3 separate regions of the Homo sapiens genome follow, and regions 2 and 3 are each linked to region 1. Evidence: read pairs that join two places in POLR2A ChIA-PET (ENCODE). Cell type or tissue: Panc1. All regions are shown on one strand. Links, peaks and the distances in the headings refer to the core of each region. The heading gives the core; the rest is flanking DNA. Region 1 overlaps RAD51B (RAD51 paralog B). Region 2 overlaps PALS1 (protein associated with LIN7 1, MAGUK p55 family member). Region 3 overlaps RAD51B (RAD51 paralog B).

Region 1 (10,348 bases), core at 2,272-7,271:
AGCAAACACATTCAAAAGCTAGCAGAAGGCAAGAAATAACTAAGATCGGAGCAGAACTGAAGGAAATAGAGACACAAAACACCCTTCAAAAAATCAATGAATCCAGGAGCTGGTTTTTTGAAAAGATCAACAAAATTGATAGACCGCTAGCAAGACTAATAAAGAAGAAAAAAGAGATGAATCAAATAGACACAATAAAAAATGATAAAGGGGATATCACCACCGATCCCATAGAAATACAAACTAACATCAGAGAATACTATAAACACCTCTATGCAAATAAACTAGAAAATCTAGAAGAAATGGATAAATTCCTGGACACATACACCCTCCCAAAACTAAACCAGGAAGAAGTTGAATCTCTGAATAGTCCAATAACAGGCTCTGAAATTGAGGCAATAATTAATAGCTTACCAACCAAAAAGAGTCCAGGACCAGATGGATTCACAGCCGAATTCTACCAGAGGTACAAGGAGGAACTGGTACCATTCCTTCTGAAACTATTCCTATCAATAGAAAAAGAGGGAATCCTCCCTAACTCATTTTATGAGGCCAGCATCATCCTGATACCAAAGCCTAGCAGAGACACAACAAAAAAAGAGAATTTTAGACCAATATCCTTGATGAACATTGATGCAAAAATCCTCAATAAAATACTGGCAAACCGAATCCAGCAACACATCAAAAAGCTTATCCACCATGATCAAGTGGGCTTCATCCCTGGGATGCAAGGCTGGTTCAACATACGAAAATCAATAAACGTAATCCAGCATATAAACAGAACCAAAGACAAAAACCACATGATTATCTCAATAGATGCAGAAAAAGCCTTTGACAAAATTCAACGACCCTTCATGCTAAAAATTCTCAAGAAATTAGGTATTGATGGGACGTATCTCAAAATAATAAGAGCTATCTATGACAAACCCACAGCCAATATCATACTGAACGGACAAAAACTGGAAGCATTCCCTTTGAAAACTGGCACAAGACAGGGATGCCCTCTCTCACCACTCCTATTCAACATAGTGTTGGAAGTTCTGGTCAGGGCAATCAGGCAGGAAAAGGAAATAAAGGGTATTCAATTAGGAAAAGGGGAAGTCAAATTGTCCCTGTTTGCAGATGACATGATTGTATATCTAGAAAACCCCATCGTCGCAACCCAAAATCTCCTTAAGCTGATAAGCAACTTCAGCAAAGTCTCAGGATACAAAATCAATGTGCAAAAATCACAAGCATTCTTATACACCAATAACGGACAAACAGAGAGCCAAATCATGAGTGAACTCCCATTCACAATTGCTTCAAAGAGAATAAAATACCTAGGAATCGAACTTACAAGGCATGTGAAGGACCTCTTCAAGGAGAACTACAAACCACTGCTCAATGAAATAAAAGAGGATACAAACAAATGGAAGAACATTCCATGCTGATGGATAGGAAGACTCAATATTGTGAAAATGGCCATACTGCCCAAGGTAATTTATACGTTCAATGCCATCCCCATCAAGCTACCAATGACTTTCTTCACAGAATTGGAAAAAACTACTTTACAGTTCATGTGGAACCAAAAAAGAGCCTGCATTGCCAAGTCAATCCTAAGCCAAAAGAACAAAGCTGGAGGCATCATGCTACCTGACTTCAAACTATACTACAAAGCTACAGTAACCAAAACAGCATGGTACTGGTGCCATAACAGAGATATAGACCGATGGAACAGAACAGAGCCCTGAGAAATAATGCCACATATCTACAACTATCTGATCTTTGACAAACCTGACAAAAACAAGCAATGGGGAAAGGATTCCCTATTTAATAAATGGTGCTGGGAAAACTGGCTAGCTATATGTAGAAAGCTGAAACTGGATCCCTTCCTTACACCTTATACAAAAATTAATTCAAGATGGATTAAAGACTTACATGTTAGACCTAAAACCATAAAAACCCTAGAAGAAAACCTAGGCAATACCATTCAGGACACAGACATGGGCAAGGACTTCATGTCTAACACACCAAAAGCAATGGCCACAAAAGCCAAAATTGACAAATGGGATCTAATTAAACTAAAGAGCTTCTGCACAGCAAAAGAAACTACCATCAGAGTGAACAGGCAACCCACAGAATGGGAGACAATTTTTGCAATCTACTCATCTGACAAAGGGCTAATATCCACAATCTACAATGAACTCAAACAAATTTACAAGAAAAAAATAACCCCATCAAAAAGTGGGTGAAGGATATGAACAGACACTTCTCAAAAGAAGACATTTATGGAGCCAAAAAACACATGAAAAAATGCTCATCATCATTGGCCATCAGAGAAATACAAATCAAAACCACAATGAGATACCATCTCACACCAGTTAGTATGGCGATCATTAAAAAGTCAGGAAACAACAGGTGCTGGAGAGGATATGGAGAAAAAGGAACACTTTTACACTGTTGGTGGGACTGTAAACTAGTTCAACCATTGTGGAAGTCAGTGTGGTGGTTCCTCAGGGATCTAGAACTAGAAATACCATTTGACCCAGCCATCCCATTACTGGGTATATACCCAAAGGATTATAAAACATGCTGCTATAAAGACACATGCAAACGTATGTTTATTGCGGCACTATTCACAATAGCAAAGACTTGGGACCAACCCAAATGTCCAACAATGATAGACTGGATTAAGAAAATGTGGCACATATACGCCATGGAATACTATGCAGCCATAAAAAATGATGAGTTCATGTCCTTTGTAGGGACATGGATGAAGCTGGAAACCATCATTCTCAGCAAACTATCACAAGGACAAAAAACCAAACACCGCATGTTCTCACTCATAGGTGGGAATTGAACAATGAGAACACATGGACACAGGAAGGGGAACATCACACTCTGGGGACTGTTGTGGGGTGGGGGGAGGGGGGAGGGATAGCATTGGGAGATATACCTAATGCTAAATGACAAGTTAATGGTTGCAGCACACCAACATGGCACATGTATACATATGTAACAAACCTGCACGTTGTGCACATGTACCCTAAAACTTAAAGTATAATAATAATAATAATAATAAATAAATAAATAAAATAAATAAAATCATACAGACCCAGACTATGAACATTTTTTAAAATAAAGAGTCTACCATATACTTTCTGTAAAAAATTAGGGTATGTTTGCAAACCTGAAGTACAAACCAAAAATAACATCACACATTTGCACCTGTACATTATTTTACTATAGAATCAAAGTGAACTTTTCTTAAATAACTGAATATTCTCTACAAACCAAGGCCCTAAGTCTCATACAGTCTTAAAAGTATTACTTAAATGTCATAGCAATATGTTTTGAAACCTAAAGAAATTTAGAACAATCTGTTAAAAGCTAATCTTAACCTGTTACTGTAACTATGATGTAAAAATGAAGGATAAGAGAGTTGGATTTTCTAAAGTTATGCTGGTCATTCAATACCAAAAGATCCCTATTTTTATTTGCCCTGTTGCTTTAAAATAAGTATAGTAATCTGTTCCCAAGAGCTAAAGCACATCAATGCTGGAAGATTAACGAGATACGATGCTCTGAGTACTCCAAGCTCTTGATATAAAGGTCTGATGGACTCTATGTTCATGTCAGTGTCTCACTTTAGTAGAGTTCACATGCACACACATGGCTCTAGGGTGCCTAGGTTTTAAATAAGAAAATAATTTGGCCACTCTGGAAAACCAGAAAAAATAACTTGAATTTTTAATATGTAACTCAGTTTTTTATAGCACTTCTAGTTTCCGCTTACTTTCCTAAACTTTATATATAAATCTAAAATAATATAATTTAGGGCATAAAAGCTCACATATATAAATCTAAAATAATATAATTTAGGGCATAAAAGCCCACATATATAAATCTAAAATGATATCATTTAGGGCATAAAAGCCCACAAATATCTGCTGCCTACATCTCTTACAAGAAACTACTATCTTGAAGTGTAATTTAAATACAAAAGGTCTTTTGCCAAAGTCTGCGTTTTCACACACACATAAACATTTACCTGACACTGAGGCTACCAAAAGAACCACATTTAGAGGAAGGGGGAAAGGGGATGGTGGGAGGGCATGTGCAAAATGCAAATCTGGCACTTGGCATGGTCTCAATTTGAGAGGCCCAGGCAGATTGGGATGTATGGCTTTGTTCCATCAAAAGGTCGTTTGAAGCACAGTATTTTATTTTTATAGTAGGGTATTGAGTTCTGAGGTCTCTGATACACCCCAGGGAACCAGCAAAAGCTAGTCTCAACCCTGTGCCAGCCCCCTGCTGGGTCACTAATGAAGATGGAGAACTGTGAGTGCACCCATATAAAACACAGGAAAAGGCGAAAAAGGACTCCGAGCTGGGTCCGTTCCTTTTATTCCAGAGGAGCAACCTTTTCTGTACTTAGAGACTAATGAGTCATGAACAGGAGAGGGGAACAAATCACACAGTACATTACCAGGAGGGACAACACCGTCAGCCTTTGTGTTCAGTAGCTGGTTCAGTTTTCAGAGCATTTCCCAGCAAGGACCAAAAGCAACTTGAACAAAGGAAACAGCAGTTAGATACTTGAACTGTCTCCATTAATACTCCAGAGAATTGGGTGCTTCAAAGTTGGAGTGACTAATGAGAGTGGGGAGAGGATATAGGTAAGGGGGCCCAGGAAAAAAAAATAATGATGGCTTTATATTAAAAGTTCATGAAAAGCAGAAAATGATGAGAAATTTTTTTTAAACTTGTTTTTCAGAGTTGTTATTTTGAAAGTTCTGTCCTTTCTAAGGACATGAGCTCTGATCCCTCCACAGACTTTTAAACGGAGAACAGAAATGAAGCATAAGAAGGTATTTCATTTTCCATCCTCACCACTTAATTAGGAAGGGCATTTAAGGTGTTCAAAGTTTTAATTGCCTTCTCCTCTACCCCAACCTCCTTCTTCAGTTACGCCCATACAGCAACTGAGCCAAAGCCAGACAGACATCTGAAGCTTCTCTCATGCAGGAAAAAACACCAGCACAATTACCCCAGACACCATTTATTTCTCTCCCCCACTTCCTTCATCCCCCGCCACTCTTTCCATCTCAATCTCCCCCCCACCTCTCTCTCTCTGTCTCTCTCTCTCTCTCTGTCTCACACACACGCGCACACACACACACACACACGATCCCATAACACTGCTAGTACACAGAAAGCTTTTCTGGCATAATTGATAGCAGCAAATGCTGCAACATGAGAAAGTTTCCAATAATCTGAAAGAAAGGAAGAAGATGAAAAAAGAGGGAGAAAAAAATGAGGAGTTATTAGACGAAAGAAAGAGAGGTTGAAACAGCTAACTCTCTCTATTAAAAAAACAAAAACCTGAGACACATTCATGGAAAATGACAGCGATCCAAATTGGTCACGGTAAAAAAGTAAGTAAGTAAATTTGATTTATTTCCATATACCTTAAAAAGTCTAGAATTTTATCTCTTTTCTCTCTATTTACTATGATAGCATGCAGGTCAATAAAAGACGTTTTAGTAGGGCCAGGACTGTAACAAAACCTTTGTCCTTACAAAAACTTATACCAAAGACATCACCAATAATAGCTCTTAGATTCATGGAGAAATGAGATCCTTGATTTTGATCTGGAATTCTAACAATAAATTCTAACAATAAGTGCTCACTTAGGGCCCTAGAGTAGTAAATAATAGTTATTATTTTTATTTAAATAATTATATAATTATATATAATAATATATTATATAATTATATATAATAATATATTATATAATTATATATAATAATAAATTATATAATTATATATAATAATAAATTATATAATTATATATAATATATTATATAATTATATAAATAATATATTATATAATTATATAAATAATATATTATATAATTATATATATAATAATTATATAATTAAATATTTAAAAATATTATTTTTAAGTCAATAAAATAATTATTTTAAGTCAATAAAAATACTATCAGTTCTTATTTATTTAATATCAACAATGTAATGGTACATATACATGACCTTCAATTCTAACCATGATGCACATTAGGCATTACCAGGTAATGTTACAGAGAGTAAATGACTCTGTAACATCCTCACAGGATGTTCAAGGCCCCATAGCTCAATCACCGATGGAGCCAGATTTTTTTTCTGGTTCCACAGCGAACTTTCTTTCCGTTAAACCACAGAAGAAAGTGAGCTGTTGTCAACCCTTTAACATTTGAACAGAATGGTTTTCTAAGCATAATACTATAATAATCCAGAGTTTTCTACAATCAGTAATCCATCATATAGACCAGTCAATCATGATGAATCATAATGGGAATGATATCTTTGCTAATTAAGGTAGACTGGCTAGAGGTACTTTGACAATGGGAAAAGTCTCCAGAGGGTCTCAGAACACCCTGCTACTCTGATTATTAGACTAGAATTAGGCCCCAAACCCAAACTTAATCCATAGGTTCAGGGTCCAATTCTGGTATATGCCAGCTACCCAAAATAAAGAGCATTATCAAATTAATGGAATCTCTGGGGATCAGTGGACCCTAGGGAATCAGAAATAGTATGGGCTGTCACAGGCATCTCTCTCTCTCTTTTTTTTTTTTTTGAGATGGCGTTTCACTCTTGTTGCCCAGGTTGGAGTGCAATGGTGCAATCTTGGCTCACTGCAACCTCCACCACCTGGGTTCCAGTGGTTCTCCTGCCTCAGCCTCCCGAGTAGCTGAGATTACAGGCATGCACCACCACACCCAGCTAATTTTGTATTTTTAGTAGAGATGAGGTTTCATCATGTTGGTCAGGCTGGTCTCGAACTCCTGACCTCAGGTGATCCACCCACCTTGGCCTCCCAAAGTGCTGGGATGACAGTCATGAGCCACCGCGCCTGGCCCCAGGCATCTTTTAATGCCTGCCATTCTGAACTTTCAGGAAACCCCAGAAGTATTATTCCCTCAAGAAGCCCCCAATATTAGAAATTAATCCTAACAGAATATGCCTTTCTCATCACCAATAACATCCCTTGACTTTGGAGGGTATCCATCCTAAGATTAATTCTCCCTGTGCTTTGGATTCATCCCATCTCAAGTTGCCCCATTTTCTCCACTCTCGTATCAACCTCTATCCTTGACTCCTTATCAGCATTTAAATATACTCAAGCCCACATGCCCTCCCTGCATCCCATACAGAAAGGGGGCAGGGAAGTGATGGGAAGGGGAGCGCGTGGTCCCTGGCGAGGGCTCTACCCCCAGACCTGGGCCCACAGGCCTAGGTGAGTATAGGCACTTCTGCCTTGGTGCCCAAATGTTGTATTTCCCAATACAGCCCTGGCCCATCACGCCCCCCATCCTGTGCCTATAAAAACCCCGAGACCCTAGCAGGCGGACACATGGTGGCTGGACGTTGAGAGGAGCACACGAGCCGAGGAACACACGGGCAGCTGGACAGCGAGAGGAACGCACTAATAGGCACCAGCACACCGGCAAGCCAACAACGCGGAGTTTGGCTGGGGCAGTCGTTGGAGAGCCCCGGCCTCTGGGCGGCCCAACTCCAGGGGAAAAACTTCCCACTCCATTCCCCTTCTGGCTTCCCCCATCTGCTGAGAGCTACCTCCACTCAAAACCTTGCGCTCATTCTCCAAGCCCACGAGTGATTCAATTATTCCATTACACCAAGGCAAGAACTCCAGGATACAGAAAGCCCTCTGTCCTTGAGATAAGGAAGGGAGTCTAACTGAGCTAACAGAAGCCGCCTACAGACGGCAAAACTAAAAGAGCACTCTGTGACACACGCCCACTGGGGCTTCAGCTGTAAACATTCACCCCTAGACGCTGCCATGGGGTCAGAGCCCTACAGCCTGCCCATCTAGCCTCCCCTAGAGGTTTGAGCAGCAGGACACTGAAGAAGCGAGCCACTCCCCACTGTGGCACGCCCTGCAAGGGGGACAAGGGAACTTTTCCCATTTCAATACCACCTTCACATACCATCTTCAGTCTCTTCTTTGTAGCCAGAATGCATGAAAGTATGACCTCCCACCTCCCATGATCCTATCCAATCACCTCCCACTTAACTCTTTAACCAAATTTACTGAACTCCTGAAACTACCAGACTACCAAAAAGGCTTCTAAAAGGCCACTGATGCTTTTTAGTTACAAAATCCAATGGCTTTTTTAATTTAAACAATCTTTTTGTATTTTACTTGAACTCTTAGCTGAATTCAGAACCATAAAACACTCCCTTCTTTTTCAAACTCTCTCTTCCTTTGGCTTCCTTAACTATACACTCCTGATTTTCCTCATACTTCTCCAGTCCCTCCTCTCTTCAGTCCCTTGAAAAAGCTGCTCATAAGGTTGCTATACTAGGCCCTCTTCTCTATGCATTCTCCTTGGATAATGTTATCTACTTCCTTGATTTCAATTAAACTAGCTATATACCCTGAAGAACACCCAATCTATACATCCAGCCTAAATCTCTCTGTGTCTCTAGAAATGCAGACACTGTCTAAAGAACAGGAGGTACAATAAGGAACAAAACAGACACAATCCATTTATTTCCCAAGTTCACTGTCTAACTCTTCCTTGTGGATGTCTCAAAGGCAGCTCCAATTGGAAATGTCAAAAGCTGAAGTCAATTATCTGCTCCTATTCCAAAAGAAAGGACAGTTTTTCCTACTCTAGTCCTCATCTTAATGAAAGCCTGGAAATTATTCTTGACGCCTTCCTTTCTCCAGTTAATCACCAAATCCTAATGTTTTACCTTCTAAATATCTCTGTATAAAATTTCTTATAATTCCACTGTCACTACCAAAACCCAGGCAACCATCATTTCTCACCAATGTTATAGCTAGCAGCTTCTTAACTGGTCTACCATCAGACTTATTATCCACGGATTTTTTTTAACATACTGCCATAAGACACACACAGCAGCGTACAAGTCATCAGTATTGAGGCAGGCATATATATAGCAGGGGTTCAATATATTTTTGTTGAATGAATGAATCAATCAACCAACCAACCAATCCAGACTCCAAGGGTTACCTTTGCTGTTTCTTCAAAAATTTCCCCCAAATTGAGCAGTGGTCTTTGGAAAACAAAATATTACCCCAACATTTATGCCTTTGTTTTGCTCTGCTCCTCATGATTACAAATATTGGGGAAGTGCATCAGACTGATGAAAGCTGTTCAGGATCCATATTTAAACTCCAGTTGTGTAGGACCACCATGTATGTCCACAGCAGTTGTTCTGAACTGGGGACAATTTTGTCCCCCAAGGGAGTGCTGCTACTGGCATCTAGTGGGTAGAAGTCAGAGATGCTGCTAAATATCCTACAATGTACAGAACAGCCCCCAGTGACAAGGAATTATCTAGTACAAAATGTCCATAGTGCCCCAGAGGTCTATAGTTTCAAAAACAAGGCACTACCAAAAGCACTATTTCAAAATGTCACAGGATTAGGATGTTACAACAAGACAATAAACCTGTTAACTTCCTCTGTAAAATGAGATATGACACTTTCCATTTTCTAGGGTAAAAGTTAATGGGTTTCTCAGATTTTAAAAAACAGAGATAAAGTTTAAATAATGCCTTAGTGTTCCAACTTTAGGAATTTAAAAAATATTTACAACAAGTTCTAATAAGATTTATTAATTTCTTTACTGAAGGCTTCATTTTCTGCTCACTCCCAACAAAAATAAACACAATACTAAAATACCCCAACATGCACACACGTACACACTCAATGTCTTATCATTGCTTCTTACAGCTTTGGGAAACAAAAAGATTGTTTCTTTCTCACGTTCCCTCTCTGTCTTTTTCACTCTCTTTATTTAACCAACCATAATGTTGGTTATCGAGTTGTAGAGTAAGTTAATATAGTTCATAATGTAGTTATGGAGTAAGTTTTATTGTCGCTTGTACTTGTTAATGTGTTCCCATTCTCAAGATAAAAAATAAATAAGCAGAACTCTTCATGTTTCTCTCAGAAAACAAAAAAAATGCCAAAAACCTAAATTAATATGATTTACTTGCATGAATGGCAACTTACTTTTTTTCTATCAAGAAATATGAAATATTCTCCATTTTTATCTTTAATAAGTAACCACCAAACCAATGCTAATATATATCAGTTCTAATGGCTTTTTTCTACTAATTTTCTTTCCTAGATATCACGTTTTTAAGTATTGTACAATTTTCTGCACAACATCAGAGTAGGCTAAGAAACCAGCAGTTATGATACAACGAGCGCAAAATTTAGGGGAAAAGAATACTCCAGTGATCGAGTATCAAAACCTCCATTGCTTGCTGTGACAATATTCCTTTTTTGTGCTCCAGGCAA
Region 2 (10,348 bases), core at 1,702-6,701, 820 kb after region 1:
ATAGGAGGGCAAAAAGTGAATAAGAGAAAGAGGTAAAGGAGGAGGAGGAGAAAGAAGTCATAGGAGTAGGAATAGTGGTAGTAGTAGTAACAACTACAACTATAGCTAACATTTACTGAGCACTTCTTTATGTGCCAGCCAACACTGCAAGCAGTTCACATAGTATTCACTCATTTATTCCTCATTACAACTCCAGAAGTAGATCCAAATATGCCCATTTCGTAGATGAAAAACGAGGTTGGAAGTAGGCCTTAAAGACAAGATGGAGAAATAATAAAGGGGCCATATGAACCAAAGGTGGGAAGATGAAAGGTGTGAGGGGAAAGTACAAATAAGGCTCGTTGAACTAAAATAGTCGAGAGAGTAGTGGAAGATAGGACTAGAAAGTTTGATTGGGTCCATCCTATGAAAGGTCTTAAATACAAATCCTTAATTCCATAGAATAAGAGAATCATCAAAGATTTAAAAAAGAGGAGTGATTTGTATACAAATTTAATTATTTACCCCTGGCTAGATACTATGGTTATTAAGACAGGATCCTTGAACTTTTTTTTTTTTTTTGAGACTCTGTCGTCCAGTTTGAGTGCAATGGCACGATCCCGGCTCACTGCAAACTCCACCTCCCAGGTTCAAACGATTCTCTTGCCTCAGCCTCCTGAGTAGCTGAGATTACAGGCGCCAATCACCATACCCAGCTAATTTTTGTATTTTTAGTAGAGACGGGGCTTCACCATGTTGGCCAGGCTGGTCTCAAACTCCTGACCTCGTGATCCACCAGCCTCGGCCTCCCAAAGTGCTGGGATTACAGGCGTGAGCCACCGTGCCCGGCTGACCATTATTCTATCTATCAGAATTTCCCACAAGAATCTAGAAATATGTCCAAAATTAAACTCATATTTCCCTTTAATCTCCTATTCTCTTTAATCCTCTCCCTGTTTTCAATTCTAACTAATGTCACTACATCCATCCAGTTACCCAAGACAGCATGTTTAAGAGAAAAGCCTCCAGAATCAGACTGCCTAGGATCTGATCTTTGCCTACTCTTTTAAGTCTGAGCTCAAATACACTGTCCTCTGGAATCCTATAATCCCTGTCACATTCTTGATCAAGTTGGACTACTGCTATTTATATCTCTGCCTTTCTATCTCATCAGACTAGAAGCTCCTTGAAGTCAGGAACCAGGCTGACCCATCTCTGAATCCGTAACATTGCCCAGCAGAAGGCCAAACAACAGAAGGCTTCAGAATATGAACCTAGGCAGTATAACTCCAGAACCATCACTCTTAACCACTATCCCTGGCTTATTAGGTAGATGACAATGTCACTAATTATGATGGAGAATATAGGAGAATCAGATAGAAGTAAAGGGAAATATGGGTTTAGACACATTAATTTCAAGGTAACTGTAGATCACACAGGTAAATTATCTAATTGGCAGGGATCCGTCTTGTTGACCTCTATAGCCGTGATACCTGCTAAGTGTTTGCTTAATTAAGTATATGAGCAAACCACTCCTCTGTTCAGAACTTCTGATGGCTTTCACACTACCTGGAGAATAAACTTCAAACTCAAAAAATGAATCCAAGATTTCTAGCTATATCTTTTACTACGCACCTGCATGAGCCTTCTAATTTACCTTCCTCATTTGTGTCTATCCCATCTTTCTGCCCAAATGACTGATGAACTACTTTTCCATTGATTTCTACCTTCAAGACCTCCCTCAAGTCCCTAATTCTACAAGAAATCTTTCCAGACTATCCTGTTAAATAATTACTTCACCATTTAACACTCCAAAAACTCTATAATGCTCACAAGTTAATTTAATGAAGGCAATGAAAGATCCTAAAGTTCTTCCAGAATTAAAGAAACATTATACTGTATCCTATAGTTTTAGCATTAAGATTATAATTTTTAAGCAGGCACTCCACAAATACTCTAGCCCATACATGTAGTCTATATACATCATAAAAGTGAAAAAGTCCTCCCAGTCCAAAGCAATTGCACTCTCCCTCTCTTTAAAAAAAAAAAAAAAAGTCCTTTGACAATTCAGAAGCTGGTAAATGACTGAACTAGAGAATTACCTCATTGTGTGTAAATAACAGGCCATCTTATGAAGACAGCAGAGGCAGTTACTGGCCCTAATTCTTTTCTTCTCAACTTGCCAATTATAAGTTTAAAAAAAAAATAAGAAAGAAAGAAAGCTTCAAAGGACTACATTTCAAATCCTCATCAGAATCCCTGCTCCCATCCCTGCCAGAAAACGAACACAAATACAAAAATCTTTACATAGTCCACAAAGCAAGAAAAATTTTCAGGCTGGCATGCCGAAGCTGTTTCAATGCTAACCTCAAACTAGTAAGGGAGAAAGGGTTTTAGTTGCGGGAGAAGGGGGCAATGGGAAGCTAAATAAGCTTCACAACAAGTGCAAATGATTGAGACTGGAGGGACTGAAATAGCCTAAAGGGTACAGACCCACTGAAAAGGGTACCAACGAATAGAACCATTTGTTTAAGAGCTGAGAATCAAGACAGGTCAGCAGAAATCCAATTTCCTATATTACCAGTATCTTAATTTTTAGGCAGAGTAAAATAGAAGAGATATACTTCATACGCATAAACATGTTCAGTCTACACTAGTGTCCAGAACTCTAGAATTTTTTAAATTCATCCTTCCCCTCTTTCTCCAGCAAGTAATGCCCTTTGACCAGCAGCTGGGAAGTCTCATTTTAAGTGATCAGCATTCCTCTGACATTCTAAGAGGTTAAACTATTTGTTTCCATAGAAACAGCTTTGTCAGCTAAGGCAGAATTCAAGCCAAGAAAAGTGAAAAGAACTTACATTATGCAAACTGGAAAAGCCTTTTCTACTGTCCTTTTAGTTTCTCTTCTCCGGTTTTTCACAAAACTCAAGGCTTTCTTATTCTATAAAAAAGAAAAATGAGACAATTGATCAAATGTACATGTCTGCAGTGTTTTGGGGGGTAAAGGAGGAAGAGAAAGACTAATTCAATATGATAACCAATTCTGTCTGCAGATAGCTAGGATTTCTTAGTCAGAAATCATAAAAATGCACCATGACCCCTGTATCTAATGGACATCAATTTAAAAATTTATGTTGTTGTATATTAGTGCTGTTAGGAATGTCAAATGGAAACTTTCCAATAACACATTGGAAACAGTCTGGCAATTCCTCAAAAGGCTAAACATAGGGTTACCATATCAGCGATTCTACTCCTAGGTATAAATCAAGAGAAATAAAATCATACATCTACACACACACACACAAAAACTTGTACAAAAATATTCATAGCAGCAGTATTCGTAATAGCAAAAAAAGTAGAAAAAATCCAAATGTTCAACTGATGAATTTATTAAAAGTTGTATAATCCTATATGAAACATTATTGGAAAATAAAAATGAAGTAGTGATACATGCTACAACATAGATTAACCCTACAAACAGGATTTAAAGAAGCCAGCAGCAAAGGACCACGACCACATACTGTATGATTCTATTTATGAAATATCCAGAAGAGGCAAATATAGAGAGACAAAAAGTAGATCAGTGGTTGCCTAAAACTGGGGGTGAATGGGTGGGAGAATTATGGCCAAGGCATGCAGGTTTCTCTTGCGGAATGATGCAAATTAATTGTGGTGATGGTTGCACAACTCTAAATATACTAAAATCCACTGAATTTGCACACTTGAAAGGGATGTGTCAGAGGGGTTTGAACCAGAACAACTCCATCTTGAATAGGGGCTGGGTAAAATAAGGCTGAGACCTACTGGGCTGCATTCCCAGGAGGTTAGGCATTCTAAGTCACAGGATGAGATAGGAGGTCAGCACAAAGTCAGGTCACAAAGGCCCTGCTGACAAAACAGGTTGGGGTAAAGAAGCGAGGCAAATCCCGACCTCTGGTTGTGCTCACTGCTCACTATATGCTAATTATAATGCGTTAGCATGCTAAAAGACGCTCCTGCCAGTGCCGTGACAGTTTACAAATGCCATGGCAACGTTAGGAAGTCACCCTATATGGTCTAAAAAGGGGAGGAACCCTCAGTTCTGCGAATTGCCCATCCCTTTCCCCCGGAAAATTCATGAATCCACCCCTTGCTTAGAATATAATCAAGAAGTAACATGTCGGTGTTCTGCCTATGGAGTAGCCATTCTTTCATTCCTTTACTGTCATAAACTTGCTTTCATTTTACTCTATGGACTTGCCCCAAATTCTTTCTCATGCAAGATCCAAGAACCCTCTCTGGGATCTGGATCGGGACCCCCTTCGGGTAACAGATGAATTCGATCGTATGAGAGTTCTATCTCAACAATGCTGTTTAAAAAATACACAATGAAATAACACTACAAACAAGAAAATGGCTAAAATTAAAAAGTGACAATATTAAGCACTGGAGAGAATGTGAAGGAAGGGGAACCTCTATATAATGCTGATGAGAATGTAAAATGGTAGAGTCTGGCAGTTTCTTAAAAAGTTAAACATACAGTTTCCATATGACTGAGACATTCCACACAAGAGAAAGAAATAAACATGTTTTTATCTGTAAAAATCACAAAGAAAGATTTGTAATGAGTATGCATAGGAGCAATATTAATAATAGTCTAAAACCACACACTATCCTTCAGCTGGGAATGAATAAATAAAAAATAGAATACAATGGATAAAATGGAATAAAATGGATAAACAAAAAATGCAATAAGAAAGGACAAACTACTGACATATCCAACAACACAGTCTCAAAAACACAATGCCAGACACGAGTATGATTCCATTTGTGCAAAATTTCTAGAAAATGCAAAACTAGTGCTATTACAAAAAGCAGTTTGGTGGTTTCCTGGAGATGGAAACAGATTCTGACTGAAAAAGGCAAGGAGGAAATGTTTTCATGTGATAAAAGTGTCCTAATATTAGATTTCAGTGACAGTCTGCATGACTATATAAATTTACTAAAACTTAAACTGTTCCCATAAAACCTAAATCTTATAAAATATAAATTATACCTCAATAAACCCGTTTTGAAAATTCATTAAATTGAACACTTAAAATTACTGAATTTTGCTGGGTGCAGTGGCTCATGCCTATAATCCCAGCACTTTGGGAGGCCAAGGTGGGTGAATCACCCGAGATCAGCAGGTCAAGACCAGCCTGGCCAACATGATGAACCCCCATCTCTACTAAAAATTAGCCAGGTGTGGTGGTGCATGCCTGTAATCCCAGCTACTTGGGAGGGGGAGGCAGGAGAATCACTTGAACCTGGGAGGCAGAGGTTGCAGTGAGCCAAGATTGCACCATTGCACTCCAGCCTGGGCGACAAGAGTGAAATTCCGTCTCATTAAAAAATAAATAAATAAATAATGAATTTTAATTGAAGTTATACCTATTCAGCTGATTTTAAAAGAAAACAAAACCTCAAATTATACACTTAAAATGACATCTTGTTGCATGTAAATTATATCTCAAAGAAACCAAATTTATATTTATTTATTTATTTGTTTGTTTGAGACAGGGTCTTGCTCTGTGAGACAGGCTGGAGTGCAGTGGCACAATCTTGGCTCACTGGAACCTCTGCCTCCCCAGGCTCAAGTGATCTTCCCGCTTCAGCCTCCTGAGTAGGTGGGTACAGGAATGGGCCACCACGCCTGGCTAATTTTGTATTTTTAGTAGAGATAGGGTTTCACTGTGTTGCCCAGGCTGGTGTCGAACTCCTAGGCTCAAGTGATCTGTCCACCTCGGCCTCCCAACATGCTGGGATTACAGGCATGAGCCACTGTGCCCAGCCAAGAAACGAAGTTTTTTTAAAAGATAACTGTATATTCCAAAAACAAGTCGTATACTGACATCACATAAAAGACTCTATTTACTTGATAACTGTGTAACTTCTTGTATGAATTTAAGTTTCCAACAATGAATGACCTATCTTTGCAGAAGAAACTTAGCTATGTCCAAAACTAAATAAATACAAGTAAAAACTGAAATATTTCAGCTGGGCGAGGTGGCTCATGCCTGTAATCCCAACACTTTGGGAGGCCGAGGCATGTGGATCACTTGAGGTCAGCAGTTTGAGACCAGCCTGGCCAACATGGTGAAACCCTGTCTCTACTAAAAATACAAAAATTAGCCAGGCATGGTGGCAGACACCTGTAATCCCAGCTACTCGGCAGGCTGAGGCATGAGAATTCCTTGAACCCAGGAGGCAGAGGCTGCAGTGAGCTGAGATCACGCCACTGCACTTCAGACTGGGCAACAGAGTGAGACTCCTCAAAAAAAAATTGAAATATTTGAATTACTCATGCAGTGGATTAGCTCTGAAATTATTATTCAGTAAAAAAGGCACAACCTAAACAAAAATAAAGTCCCCATGATCTAACTAAAAAACGAGTTCTTACATTACAGAACTAAAAAGACTTTTAAATAAATATATATTTCTTTAATTTTAAACATATATTCAAAGTAAACTGAACTCGTTTAACTCAATGGGCACAATATAAAAGAAGTTTTTACACCAGGGATGGTGGCTTACATTTGTAATCCCAACACTTTGGGAAGCAGAGACAGGAGTATCACTGAGACCAGGAGTTTGAGACAGCCTTGGCAACACAGTGAGACCTTGTCTCTACAAAAAATAAATAATACTTTTACAGATTTTTTTTAAAAGTTTTTTAATGGACAGATACAGTCCTTTAAATTACAAGACCAAGTGCAAATGTCCTGGGTTTACTTTGTTTTCTTTTTTCCTTTTTTTTTTTTTTTGAGATGGAGTCTCACTCTGTCACCCAGGCTGGAGTGCAGTGGCGCGATTTTGGCTCACCACAACTGCCACCTCCCGGGTTCAAGTGATTCTCATGCCTCAGCCTCCAGAGCAGCTGGGATTACAGGGGCGTGTCACTGCAACTGGTTAATTTTTGTATTTTTAGTAGAGACAGGGTTTTACCATGTTGGCTAGGCTGGTCTTGAACTTCTGACCTCAGGTGATCCACCTACCTTTGCCTCCCAAAATGCTGGGATTACAGGCGTGAGCCACTGCGCTGGCTTTTTTATTTTTCTTTTAAATAGAGATAGGGTCTCGCTCTGTTGCCCAGGCTGGAGTGCAATGGCATAATCACAGCTCACTGTAGCCTCAAACTCCTGGCTCATGCAACCCTCCCACCTCAGCCTCCTGTGTAGCTGGGACTACAGGCACACGCCACCATCCAGCTACTTTTTGTTTATTTTCTTAGAGACAGAGTCTCAGTATGTTGCCCAGTCTGGTCTTCAACTCCTTGCCTCAAGAGTCCTCCCACCTCAGCCTCCCGAATCTCTGAGATTACAGGCATGAGTCACCATGCCCAGGCTCTGGGTTTACTGTTTAGTAGAACACCCTAACAAGTCCTATAATAAAAGGCATTTCTAAAATTCCATATAGTTCATGGTTTAGGCTTCTGATCAAAGTACCTTCATTTGTCATCCAGATAATTACATTCCAAAGAAACAACTGCTATTTTCATAGCTTAAAAACAAACTGTATTTAGAATATACTATACCAGACAAAATTTGTAAGGAATGGAAGCAAAATCCCAATTTAAAAAATCTTCAAAGTAAAAACCCAGTAAGATTTCAAAGGAGAATAAAGAGTAACATGTATTATAACTTAAACCCACATAAATCATCTGCCCTCATGGATGGAAAAAAAAAATATGATTCCTGACAATTCTGTTGGATATCAATAAGGCAGTATCATTAGCTTAGAAGATACATCTTTCTCAGATGTAAACTTGAGACTTAACAGCTTTTGCATTTCTGGCAAAAAGCATATATATAACACATCTGTAACTGAAAGATTTAGTTTACAAGTTCCTATTCTCACCCCATGATTCTAGGCCATACAATGGCTTTGGGATAAAAATTAAAACAAGGTAATGTGGACAAAAGAGCTCGAAAAAAACACTGTTGCATTTACAATTTACTAACCATCTAGATCCTAAAATATTCATTTACAAATTTTATTAAAAAATTTATTTCCACACTGGATATCTACATGCAGAACAATGAAAATGGACCTTTACTCATACCATTTACGGTACAAAAATCAACTCAAAATGGATTCAAAAACTTAAACGTGAGATCAGAAAGTGCAAAACTGCTACAAGAAAACACATGAAAAAATAACACAACATGGGTCTGGCCAATGATTTTTTTTAATTTGACCCCAAAAGCACAGGCAACAAAGGCAAAAACAGACGAATGAGATTACATCAAATAGCCAAAACCTACTTAGTGATCATAGCTAATACTATTAATATTTACTGATTCTCACTATGTACTCAACACTGTGCTACATATGTTAAATATACTTAATCTTTAAACAATTCTACAAATTTAAATACCACTGTCATCCCCAATGACAAACGAGGAGACAGGTTTTAAAAAACAGTATTTGGCCTAACAAACACTTTAAAATAAACATTCTACAATTTTAACGGGTACTCTTGTACATATGGTTGCATGTCCACGACATCATCTAATCCTTACACCAACCTTATATGTTCATTTAAAGAAATTATTGCCGAGTGCCATGGCATGCACCTGTAGTCCCAGGTGCTTGCATGGGAGCCTGAGGTGGGAGGATCACTTAAGCCCAGGAGTTCACGGCTATAGTGGGGCTATCATCATGCCTGTGAATAGCATACACCAGCCTGGGGCAATACAGTGAGACCCCACCTCTAAAAAAATAGAAAGAATTACTACCCCTATTTTACAGAGGACAAGAGCAGAACAATTATTTAAATGGTTGAGTAAGCAGTGATGGAGGAGGTCACAGTAGAAGTAAAAGCAGCAACACTACTTGCTAGGCACAGTGCCAACAGTTTCCTATATATCTTCTCACTTAATCCTTCCAACTCCTCAAAGTTATCATCAGTTTACAAATGAGAAAAACAAGTAGGGAGAGGTTAAGTTGTTTTTCGAGGTCAGAAATCTAAGTGGTAGAGCCAAAACACACACCAAGTCTGTATGACATCAGAACAGAAGCATTTAACTGTTGCCATTATTTTTCTTTAGTCTTATCCTATACTAAGAGAAGAGAGGGAAAATCTTTAAAGATTAATTCTTAGTTCAGTGTTTCGAAGGGTACCTTCCTAAGATTTCCTTCACTTGTTCATAGAGATTCTCTTTTAAACAATGAAATTCTATGAAGTACATTTGCATATTCAAATACCTAATAGTCTCTTCTTGTTTTTTTATCCCTAAAGTTGAGCTCTGACCTTAAGTACTCCCAGGGCACAAGGGGACTGCATACTTCACCATTTTCCTTTACAAATCTGAATATCCCTGTTTACCCTGCAATATAAAGGGGTGGGAGGAGGACAAGAGAGCATCATGATTCTTTTCAATTAGACAAATTAGGGTCCCTATATATTACACATAACATTTCCTGAAGTAAAAAGTGTTTCATTTTTCATCAACAGAAAATTCCCTATTTGCTCCTAATAAACACAAAATTGAAGGCCTTTGGAAATATTCAAGACCACACGCTCATGGCAGAAACTGGTTAGAAGCTAAAGAGTATCAAGGATATCAAATGGTTGGTTACTTGAACTGCTCTATTATCACCTTCAACTCCTTAGCAATAAAAGATTAAATGTATCTAAAAGGCTAGCAAAGTTTTTTTTAAAGGCACTAGGATAAAAGGTAATTTATAACATTTTCAAACTGGCTAGAAATGGGTTTTTAAACATGTGGTTTAAAATTACCTGCAATATGGCTTTGCTGTATATGGCTAATAATGAAGAATATATATGGCCTAGTTGGAGAATAAGACCAGTCTAGTTAACAAACAGAGCCACCGTAAGAGATAGAAGATAAAGACAGAGTTGACTCTGAATGCTACACTAAATTGTTTGAATTTTCTCCTGCAAATAATGGGAGACTAAAGGTTTCTGAGTTAGAAAAGAACAACAAAACAGATTTTCTGAAAGCTAAATCTACTCTATACTGTAACCAGAGTTGACTAGGGTAAAATGTAAGTGGAGTGGCCAATAAAGACAATGTTTTATTCCTTTACACATGGCAGGATAAAGGGAAGTAGCAGAAGGAATGAAAAGTGATCACTTCAAACAATGGTTATTATAAAGAATGATTTCACAGGATTTGGAGACCAGGAGCCAAACAGAGTTTTAAAATACTGAGTATGTCAACTGAGTCTGGGAGAATTATGGAACCTTAAAATAGGAAAATGCATAGAATAAGGTCTCTGGATTCGAGGCGGGGATAGGGATAAGAATTGGAAAAGAGAAGATACATTCTATTTTTTAATTATTGCATTTATACTGGGAGTTTTAGCAGGTTAACTGCTAGAC
Region 3 (10,348 bases), core at 2,183-7,182, 230 kb before region 1:
ATAAAAGCTCCCAGGCTCCTTGGACAGTTTTTTTATTGAAGTAACAAAGCACTGCAGATTTGGCAAAAAGAAATACAAGGCTCAGTTAAATTTAAATTTCAGGTAAACAATGAATAATTTTGAAGTATGAGTAGGTCCCAGTACAATATTTTAGATGTACTCATACAAAAATTGTTGTTTATCTAAAATTCTAATTTAACTGGACATCTTGGAATTTTTTGGGAACCCTAAACAGTGGCCAAGAATTTGCCCTTTGTAACATGCAGAGTGGCAAAGCAGTCACCAAAACAACAACAACAAAAACTCCTCCGTTTCCAGGGCCCTTACTTCTCAACAAATGCAGCACTAAATTCTCAGGCTTTTTGTTTGTTTGTTTTTTAAAGATCATTTCCCTACAGAGAGGTTTTTTTAAAGCATCTCACAGTCTAGAGAAAAAATAACAATGGGATGGGACTTCCCCTCTGATGGCATCTAAATAATTACTGGTTGGCTGACGTTTAAGACATGATACTTGTAAGAGTACTGACCCCTTGCTTTTTTAGCTTTCCTAGCCAAGGCCAACAGGTTAAGTTATGTTCTTCCAAAAATATCTCTTCTTTATTCTTCATGAAAAAAATACACATGCAGAAATTATCTTCCCCCAGATGAAACAGCATTTTCTTTGGCGGGTTCAATGCCACTAAATACTAGGAAATTAACCTTCGGGGCTTAAGGGGCAAGGCCCAACAGTGCTGGCCATTGTCTCTAGCTACAGCTGCAGCCTGGCTATTCACACTGACCCCAGAGAGGGAGGTCCGCCATGTCATGAACAAGGCCACACGGTAGGTAGACCGTCCATGCAAACAAATAAATGCAAAACTCTCTCTTTCTTAGTAATATCAAAAACAACTGAGTTCTTTCCTTCCTGATGGAAAGTCAATAATATTCCTTACTTTCCAAAATATCCCCAAACAACCCCAGGTTCAAGGTCTTAGCAACTTAAATTTAGAAATAGGTTTACCCTATAAGGCCCTAGGGATTTTAAGCAAATGGTACCACTCTTCTTTTTTTTCTTTTTCTCAGACCTCCTATTCATTTCCTAAGGCTACTCAGGTGCAGTGACTACTCTTTCAAAGGTTAGCAACCAATGTTTCAAGGGATTGTTGGATTTTTAATCTTCTTGAAAGTATTACATTAAGCTCTTGGGCCAGGTTACAGCAGCCTATGGCCAGGTTGAACTGGACAAAAATAGAATTCACTCTAGCTTACAAATCTGGCACAAATTACGTGCTGGTCAAAAACGTTTTTTAATCACAGGAATCACTAGTGAAAATCCACTGGTGCTTTCTGTGGCCCAGTGGGTGTGACCACCTGATGAATTCAGAAAGAAGAAACCAAAGAAGAAAACTAATCACATCACCTTGGTGTAAAGCATGCATAACAGACAGAGTGAAATTAATGGCTTCTCTAGGAAGCCTTCCTTGATACAGGCAAAGCAGAGCCTTGTGATTCCCTTAATTCCCTTGTTTCTGACATAAGTATATAGAAATAGCTATACTATGTGATATATGTATCAATCCATTTTGGATTACTCACTGTTCTCAGAACACATCCCAAGTTCTCCTGTCCCTGAGCCTTTGCTCACATCTTTCTTCTGGACTGTTTCCCACTTTTACCCATGCCGGGCAAAAGCCTATCTCAATTTTTTCAAAATTCAACTCAAATGCAATTCTTCCCTTAAATGGTCTCTCTTTCTCTCCCAAATTCCAAGTGTTCTTTGCTTTTTCCACCTTTTCACAGATATCTAACTGGAAGGAGTGATGGACTTGTTTCTCTCATGAATGACAAAGCCCCCAAGGCAGGGACTGGATCTCACAGAGCCTCATCCAAATGGAGCCGAGGGTAGGGACTCAGTGTCAGCAGGACTAGTGAGCTTATTAACCATGTCATTGATTTCTTAGTAACATCAACTCTAGAAAGTCTTTACTGATGACCTTCCTGACATCACACGGCACTTTACCACAGAATTTATGACATCATACTGAAATTTAACAGAAACCACTGGACTACTAGTTCTTAAGGGTAGAGACATTGTCTCACTATCCATGTGTCTGCAGTACCTAACACAGTACTTGAAAATGAGAGGGCACGTAAATAAATATGTTCAAAGTGAACTATAAGCCCTTTAAGGGGAGCTTAGACTCTCATCTTCTGCTCCTTCTCATTATAACCATGAAACATTAATTGATGCTGACACCTGAGGCAGGTTCTGCAGCAGCTTCTCATTTTTTTTCAAGTAGGTCATACCATTTGGTAAGCAAAAATATGGAAAATGTTCTGAAATATAAGTGCTAATCTCAAGGTTTCATGTATTTTGAGAAGCTTGAGACTTAATTGTCTCAAATAGTTTCCTGGGTGGCCCTCTTCCTTAACCCAAGATAGCCTCATAAATTTCTGTTTCACTTCAGCATGATCTACATTCCAATTATGATCATTATTTGGTGTTTTCAAAATAACTCCAACGAAGTTCTAAGACTGGATTATATGATGACAAGACTTTATAAATTTATTATACTAAAAATCATTGAATTGTATACTTACAATGGGTGAATTTTATAGTATGTAAATTATACCTCAATAAATCTGTAAAGAAAATTAACTTCGACTAGTCATCAACAGAGGATCCTCTTATTTTTCATTTTAACCTCCAAGGTCTACCATAGTAAAAGACAGCATGGCTGTTCCTCATTAGCCAAGAGGTGCGTCCACTCTGGCGGGAGTGTTCAGGCAGGTCACCAAATGTAAACAGCCCTGTAAAGGTCATCACAAAGGCGCTGTTGTTCTGTCTCACAGCCGAGAAGGAAAGGAGAGTCGCCACAGAATATCTACTCTTTCTTGCATCCTAATTAGAAACATGTGGAAGAGGGCCCACCCACAGGTCAAACCAGTCAGAAAGGCCCCATTTCTTCTACCTAATGTTGCATGTTGGCTAAAGTAAGACCTCTCCCTGGCCTGCCATGGGAATGGTTTCAAATTATAAAAGTATCTCCAAAGGCCACCATCAAAGCACCAGTAGATTTTCACTAGTGGCTCCCCATGATTTGAAAAACACTTCCTTGACCAGCACATAATTCGTGCCAGGTTGGTAAACTGGAACCAATTCCATTTGTTTGTCCACTTCAACCTGGCCAAGGGCTGTTGTGCCCTGGCCCAAATTACACACTCTCAGACTCCCTTGGGTAGGTGAAATGCAGAACTTACAAAGTTTAAAAGCTCTAGGCAGTATCTTGGAGACATAGATCATACAAATGTCTGTATTCTTTCTTGTAACCCATTTAAGTTGAACTTAATATTTTTATTCTTCCCATTTTATAGATGGTGAATATAGCATCAATACCTAAACTGTCTCAATGAGCTATCAAGTAAATGAACAATAGGTTATATAAACTCTATTAATGCCCTAAAGAAAATGCCGTATAAGTCTAAGATGATATTTATTACAACACTACGAAAAGAGCAATGCTGTTGTTCTCATTCAGATAAGCCCTAGTTAATATTCACATTTCTTCAAACTCTGGGGGGCAGTGACTTGTTCTAGTAGTAGAAAATTAATATAAAGTCAGTTCAAGTAAAACTAAAGTTTTAGGGGCTGGGTGCAGTGGTTCACGCCTGTAATCCCAGCACTTTGGGAGGCCAAGGCGGGCAGATCATGAGGTCAGGAGATGGAGACTATCCTGGCTAACATGGTGAAACCCTGTCTCTACTAAAAATACAAAAAAATTAGCCGGGCGTGGTGGCGGGCACCTGTAGTCCCAGCTACTCGGGAGGCTGAGGCAGGAGAATGGTGTGAACCCGGGAGGTGGAGCTTGCAGTGAGCAGAGATCACGCCACTGCACTCCAGCCTGGGTGATAGAGTGAGACTCTGTCTCAAAAAAAGAAAAAAAGAAAAAAAACCTAAAGTTTTACTTTGGGCCTAGAGAGCTGCTAATGCTGGCAGACCTTATTATTTACACATACTAAAATGATGATGATGTTGTTGTTTTTAACATAGGGAGCAATACATGCAAAGACTGTTGTGCTGGCCCAACATGGGGCCTTTTGCAAAGATCAGATAGTCCAAGAGGCCTGCTTTGATCTGACGAAAGATGGGTATTTAATCTCCTATGTGGAAGAAAACTATAGTTCTTAGATTAATAACCCGCTACAGATCTGCTGCCAAACTGCTCCAAGTCTCTCCTCCTAATGTGAAATAAAATGGCCATTTACTTCAAATCACATGGTAGAGCCAGCTTGTGCCAGAGAATATGCATTCCTTCTTCCCTCATTTAGATACATAAAAGATCAGTGCTTCGGGAGCTCAGTCTGTACTGTGAACTTCATTGTTTCTTCTAAGTTTGCCAGACACAGGATGAGGGACTGACAATAGGTGGTTCTTGGAAAGAAACTTTGAAAACTAAAGGGAGTTAACTTTACATGTGGAGAGTTGATCTTCTTGGTTGAGATACACAATTAAAATGAGACAAAGACTGAAAGGCCTTCTGGTGAACCCATGCAAAGTGTCACTAGCTGCCGTTTCACAGAAAACCAACTGGGTTCTGGCAACTGGATGGTGGTGGCAGTGGGTGGGGAGGGGAAGTCGTAATTAAGAACCCATGGTTCCAGTTAAATTGGTCGCACGCTCTACAGGAGCTCTGTCTGTACTCTGAACCATCATTGCCTGTCATAAGGGCCAGAGGATCAAAGCTTGGACACAGTGGATGATCCTGAATGAATCTCTGAGCTTCTCTGTGCTGCCTCAACTCTTAAAAAATAAATAAATAAGATCCATCCACTTTGGTGTGAAATGAAGTGGCACCATGGTTTTGGCATCATAACCAAGATAAGTCTTGTTAATATTACTCTGCTCTGTAGACTCAACTGTGTGGAAGCTTTGGGCTTCCAATGTATGAACAAATGCCAGGGGCTGAATGATCAGCAGCCAAATGTAAAATCAGATTCGCTGAAAAGAGGCAAGCATTTTAAGTCTGCCTTTCAAAGACCTGCAGCCCCACCTGACTACTGAGGTCTAAATGGAAGTGATTAACACTATTTGGTTGCATTTTCTTTGGCTAGCTCATGCCTTGTTGACCACTGAGAGACATTCGGGCAGGAAGAGGGATCAGAATGAGTGCAGGGGTCAGAGGGGTAGGGGGAGGGACAGGAGAAGACACAGTGGAGTAGGAGTGAACTGGGCAGTGGAAGTGTCCTTTTATCGAATGCTTATTTTCCTCGAGGCAGGGCGATGATAGCGAACTTGCTATCAGCACTCTTGGATCAATCTTTCCAGATGCTTCTCTGAAGAGAGAATGACTCTGATCAAACCCTCCCCAAGCCAGAAGTTGAGGAAGTAGGAGGAGGAATTTTAAAAGTGGGTAATGCACATAGAATTCTTAATAGGAAGCTAGATGAACTGCTCTGGCACACAGCAGTATTCTAGTCCCTAAGCTGAAGCTTCCAGGCCTAGAGAGGCTATGGCAATCAGAGGCCACGGGGTCTTTAGCTCCTTCCTCCTAGATTTCAAGATAGCCAGAGAAAAAGGAGGAAGCTAGGCACTAAGAATCCTGGTAGTGAACAATCCTAGCTATTGTCAGCCCATTCCAAATGCCTTCTATTAGAAAAACCATTTATATCACTCAAGACCAATGCCCAAGCCCCCATCTCCCTGATTGTCACTCAATCTATGATGGTTCCAGGGGAACTGCAAGCTAGAGGTGAAGGATTCCTTTGTTTGCATCTCTATGATAGGATGACATGTGGTCCTGAGTGCCAAGGTACTAAGATAAGAGGGGTGCCCAAAATGCCCAGATGGCTGGAGAATGAAAACCCAGAGAAGAGAGCCAAGTTTGCACAGCAGACAAGGGCCACTGTTGCTGGGGCTGGAAGTGGAGTCCTTGTAGTCCACAGACAGCAGCGGAACTAAAGGGAAGCCATCCCCCGACTCAGCTGGTGGGAGTTGGGCGGCTTCCCAGCTGGAAGGGGCTCTAAAACACATCCCTGTAAGCTACCCATGAAAGACAGAAATGCCGTTAAAAACAACAAACAAAAGGAGCCGCTAATCAAGAGGAACTTCAGATTTAAGAATGGGATTCAGTCATCCTTCCAGAAAGATGCATGCCTGGGCCACAGCCCAAGAGAATGACATTCAGCTGCTGTACCCCTCTTTGGGGCCCAAGTTAGGAGGCACTGAAAGGAGAAGAGATTCACAAAGGAGGCAGATGGGACGGCCCCCACAGACATGCAGTGCAGTTCCCATAGAGAATATTATAATTCACCAGGTATAAGCAGTTGCAATTGTGATCAGCTGCTTGAAACCGAAATAATGTTTTGCATAAGAAGCAGCAAAAACCTCAAAATTCATATCGTACCCTTTCCCCATAAACTTTGAAAGTTAAAATCATTTGGTGGTTGATGCACAGTGCTGGAAATCAGCAACCAGTCATCTTGGCCACCCCCAGTTCTAACTACTCAAGACAACCCAACCAAGGGCTTTTTCTGTGGTTAGTAAAACGAAGGTATTTTGCATCAATAGACCAAATGGCCTTAATTCTTTCCCAAGCTTAATACACATAACCAGGCTACTTTGCTAACAATGGCTGCTCCCTCTATTTCTTTCCTGCTATTTTCAATACTAACGAAATTGCTCTTAGCAACATTTTATCTTCCACTAATTCCTCAAATAGAAAGGCTATAACAAACATCACCAGGTGAACCAAACAGAACAAGACAATGGAAGAGAGAAACATTTAAAGTTTGATAATTATGCTGGTAAAATCTATAAACTGTGGAAAGAAACTGAAACAAGGCATTTTAGTTTAATTGAGCTTTGAGAACTGTTTGTGTGATTACCAGGGCTGGATTATTTTTTTTTCCTTGAAAGTCCAGCTACCTTTGTTCAGGGAAAAAAAGGGAGGTTATACCTGTTGACCCAGCTGCCCTCAGGCAACAACAGGGTCAATACTGGAGGGAATTTGCAGGTCTGTGAAGACTGATCCTTCATCCCATCCTTGTCTTAATAACTGGATGAGTAAACCAATAGAATCTTCTCCCTCTGCATTTTAGCCTGCAACATGTTTTAAACTAGAAGACAGCAGAGAAGCAGAACGGTGGATCCGTTATACATTCTGCTCCGAACATGCATGGATATCACACAACTGAGAGACTCTAGGGAACTGCGATTTTGCTCTTTCCACCTTTTCAGAAGTGTCAGTGCAGGCTGAGCCAATCTTCACAATCAGAAACAGCTTCTCTGTTTATAACTTACCCTTGGATATAACACCTTTCATCAGCACTAAAAAACAAAACAAAACAAAAAAAAACACACATTTCTTCCCCGTTGTGCTACTGTCCTATACGGACTTGGGCCTTTGTGGATGAAGAACACTCAGTTATCCCTGAAAATAGACAAAATTGTATTTAGTTGATTTGTACAACATGAATTGAAATAACAATGCTGAGTTTCAATGGGTCTGTTTGCTGAATTAGAATATGTTTGGGGCCAATATCCAGTTACCTTCTATTTATTTATTTATTTATTTTTGAGAGGGAGTCTTGCTCTGCAGCCCAGGCTGGAGTGCAGTGGCACGATCTTGGCTCACTGCAACCTCCACCTCCCAGGTCCCAGTTCAAGCAATTCTCCTGCCTCAGCCTCCCGAGTAGCTGGGATTACAGGCACATGCCACCATGCCCAGCTAATTTTTGTATTTTTAGTAGAGACAGGGTTTCACCATGTTGGCCAGGCTGGTCTTGAACTTCTGACCTAGTGATCCACCCGCCTCGGCCTCCCAAAGTGCTGGGATTACAGGCTTAAGCCACCACACCTGGCCCAGTTACCTTCTCTTTAAATCTTGTCCTCCTCACAAATGACATCAACATCTATGGGTGGAGTCTTCTTAACAGCACTAGTGCTGTTTTAAGTATGATAATAAAAGGAAAAAAGGTGATCTTGAGCTGAGATAGCTTAAAGATTGCAATAGGAACAGGATACCCTTTGAAAAGAGAATGCAAGCTCTTCAGAAGAGCAAGAATTCAGGATGTCCTAGGTCACTGCTGGTGGCATTGTCATTTATCAGTGGCTGCAGAAACACGGTGGCCAGATTTCCTGAAAATTTTTTAAAAGGCTTTTTTCCTGAATTGTCTCCTGATGTAAACCATTATTTATTTGCAAGAGATGAGGGAAAAAAGGCATATACATATATTAAAACCTCAAGCCTTTAAAATAGCCATTGCCTGCTTCTCAAATGGCCTATTTAGTAAGTCTCATTTTCTTGCAATGATTTCCTCTTCAAAGTTGCCTAGGGGTAGTCTATTAAAATTTATTTTATGGGTTTTTCTTTTCTTTCTTTTTTTAACTAGATTACATGTTGGACTGCAGTTAACAACGTAGACATGGCACCGACAATCTACTCTGCATCCCTCCACTCACAAAAACGTTCTGGAGAGACTGCACTTCATCCATGCAAAGATGAGGTGTGTGGGGTTGGGAAAATGGGAGATGAGGAGTTAAGAGGTGATGGATGGAAGACCACTATCTAAACAGGTTCAAAGGTAATCTGCTTCTTAATTTTTAATTAATTAATTAATTTTTTGAGATGGAGTCTTGCTCTGTGGCCCAGGCTAGAGTGCAGTGGCGTGATCTCTGCTTACTGAAACCTCTGCCTCCCAGGTTCAAGTGATTCTCCTGCCTCAGCCTCCCGAGTAGCCGGGATTACAGATGTGCACCACCACACCCAGCTAATTTTTGTATTTTTAATAGAGACGGGTTTCACCATGTTGGTCAGGCTGGTCTTGAACTCCTGACCTAAAGTGATCTGCCCACCTCGGCCTCCCAAAGTGCTGGGATTACAGGCGTGAGCCACCACGTCCAGCCGTGACCTGCTTTTTAAAAAGACTGCCCCCTTCCCCCTCACACCCTGCATCAAGCACTCATACCTATGATGGTGATACTGACAACAGCATGGGGTTCTCCACTAATATTGTTGTGATCATATCTACCGTGTGGTTTACAGGCTTCATGGTTTTGTAAAAAACACAAGCACAGAGAAGGAAAAAGTGAAACAGTCGAAAATTCATATCAGGTGATAAGAGGAAATCAGGTTTGGATGCCTAAGGGGAAAACAGCCCTCAGAGCTTTGATGTGATCCCTTCCATCCTACAGTGAGCAGGGTATCTGATCTTACTTCTACCCAACACCACCCAAGAGTGAAGCTGCCAGAGTGAAGGGCCTTTTACACAGGAGAGAGGTGGGCACCCTCATAAGGCTCTCCAGTCTTCCCAGGAGCCGTCTATCAGACAACTGATTGATTCAAAACCAGTTTATTATTAAGGCCTTGAATTATAGAAGACAGGAATATCAATGAAAGTATTTCCATGCCTGACAATGGCTCCAAACTAACATAAAAAAACCTGAATCAAATAATACCTTATAATCTTCTGTATTCCTCAAATTATGTTTCCCATGATAATTTACATGTGCCATCCTAGTATGTCTAAGAATATTCCATATATAAGGCCATCACATTCTACTGAAATTTCCTGAGTGTCACAGCTGGAATAACCACTTCCCCATGATTATTCACTTCCTTTGGCTAGAGGAACCAGCTCTGCCAGGGTCCAATACCAGCGGCTCTGTGGCGGTTCCCTCACCATGTCTTTGGCAGACATCCAGCCTCTACCATTAGTTGGGATGTTTTACAGCAAACAACACTGCATTAAAAGATGCTTATTTAGGGAGATTTAATTAAAGTGATTGGCATTATTATCATTATTGTTATTATTAAAATATTATGGAAGTTCCTAAATGCAGAATGAGAACTCCATGCCCCAGTGATTTTCATCTCCCAAAATAATAAAAGTTAAATCTAGCAGGAACTATTTGGCTTTATGATCTTGGAAGATACAGTGTTGCTTAATGTCTGCTGGATTCTTCCTTTGCCCTTCACTTTTCTCTACCTCTCCGTGATTTTTCTTTCTTCTCTACCTGAAAATAAACATTCTTTACCTTCAGGACTCTCATTTGCTGATCCTTGAGTCGTGATGGTGATGAGTAATGATGCCTCTGTGGCTCATTTCACTACAAGTACCAGTGCCATTGACTTGGCTTTTACTTTAAAAACTGGGAAGTGGGTAACAGACATCCACACTTCATGAAGCTGCTCTGTCTCAAATGCTTCCCATCAGACAGAGAGAAACAGAGCTTCCTTTCTTGGTGGAGAACATGAGCTATCTTTTATGCCTTCTCAGTTAATGAAGGGTCTTACTGTAAGAATAGCTTTTCCAGTCCATAAGCAAGATAACTCGTGAAAAAAATCTGCTAACATTTCTAAGAGATAAA

Evidence for each region. Peaks named below come from ENCODE experiments on the same cell type or tissue, not always from the same donor. Only the 100,000 strongest peaks of a DNase experiment are listed, where the experiment ranks them.
Region 2: POLR2A ChIA-PET joins it to region 1 with 5 read pairs; 1 of 35 experiments calls an interaction of 5 or more read pairs at or near these places.
Region 3: POLR2A ChIA-PET joins it to region 1 with 9 read pairs; 3 of 35 experiments call an interaction of 5 or more read pairs at or near these places.

What each region holds. Positions count from the first base shown.
Region 1 is chr14:68,083,413-68,093,760 of GRCh38, reverse strand. The region is part of intron 7 of RAD51B (RAD51 paralog B); the gene reads right to left. Among named protein-coding and RNA genes, the nearest start is that of RAD51B, 270 kb to the right of the region's middle. RefSeq lists an enhancer at 6,953-7,503. In Panc1, for the core only: no CTCF peak of the experiment used is centred there; DNase peaks (open chromatin) are centred at 4,450, 4,884 and 5,180; H3K4me3 peaks cover 1,223 bases; H3K27ac peaks cover 3,674 bases.
Region 2 is chr14:67,262,273-67,272,620 of GRCh38, reverse strand. PALS1 (protein associated with LIN7 1, MAGUK p55 family member) reads right to left here. Exons shown (of 15, transcript NM_022474.4): 2 at 2,838-2,920. It also overlaps a transcript of GPHN not described here. Among named protein-coding and RNA genes, the nearest start is that of PALS1, 26 kb to the right of the region's middle. In Panc1, for the core only: no CTCF peak of the experiment used is centred there; no DNase peak of the experiment used is centred there; H3K27ac peaks cover 4,805 bases.
Region 3 is chr14:68,309,100-68,319,447 of GRCh38, reverse strand. All of the region lies in intron 8 of RAD51B (RAD51 paralog B), which reads right to left. Among named protein-coding and RNA genes, the nearest start is that of RAD51B-AS1, 370 kb to the left of the region's middle. RefSeq lists enhancers at 5,841-5,920, 6,201-6,250, 10,161-10,230. In Panc1, for the core only: no CTCF peak of the experiment used is centred there; no DNase peak of the experiment used is centred there.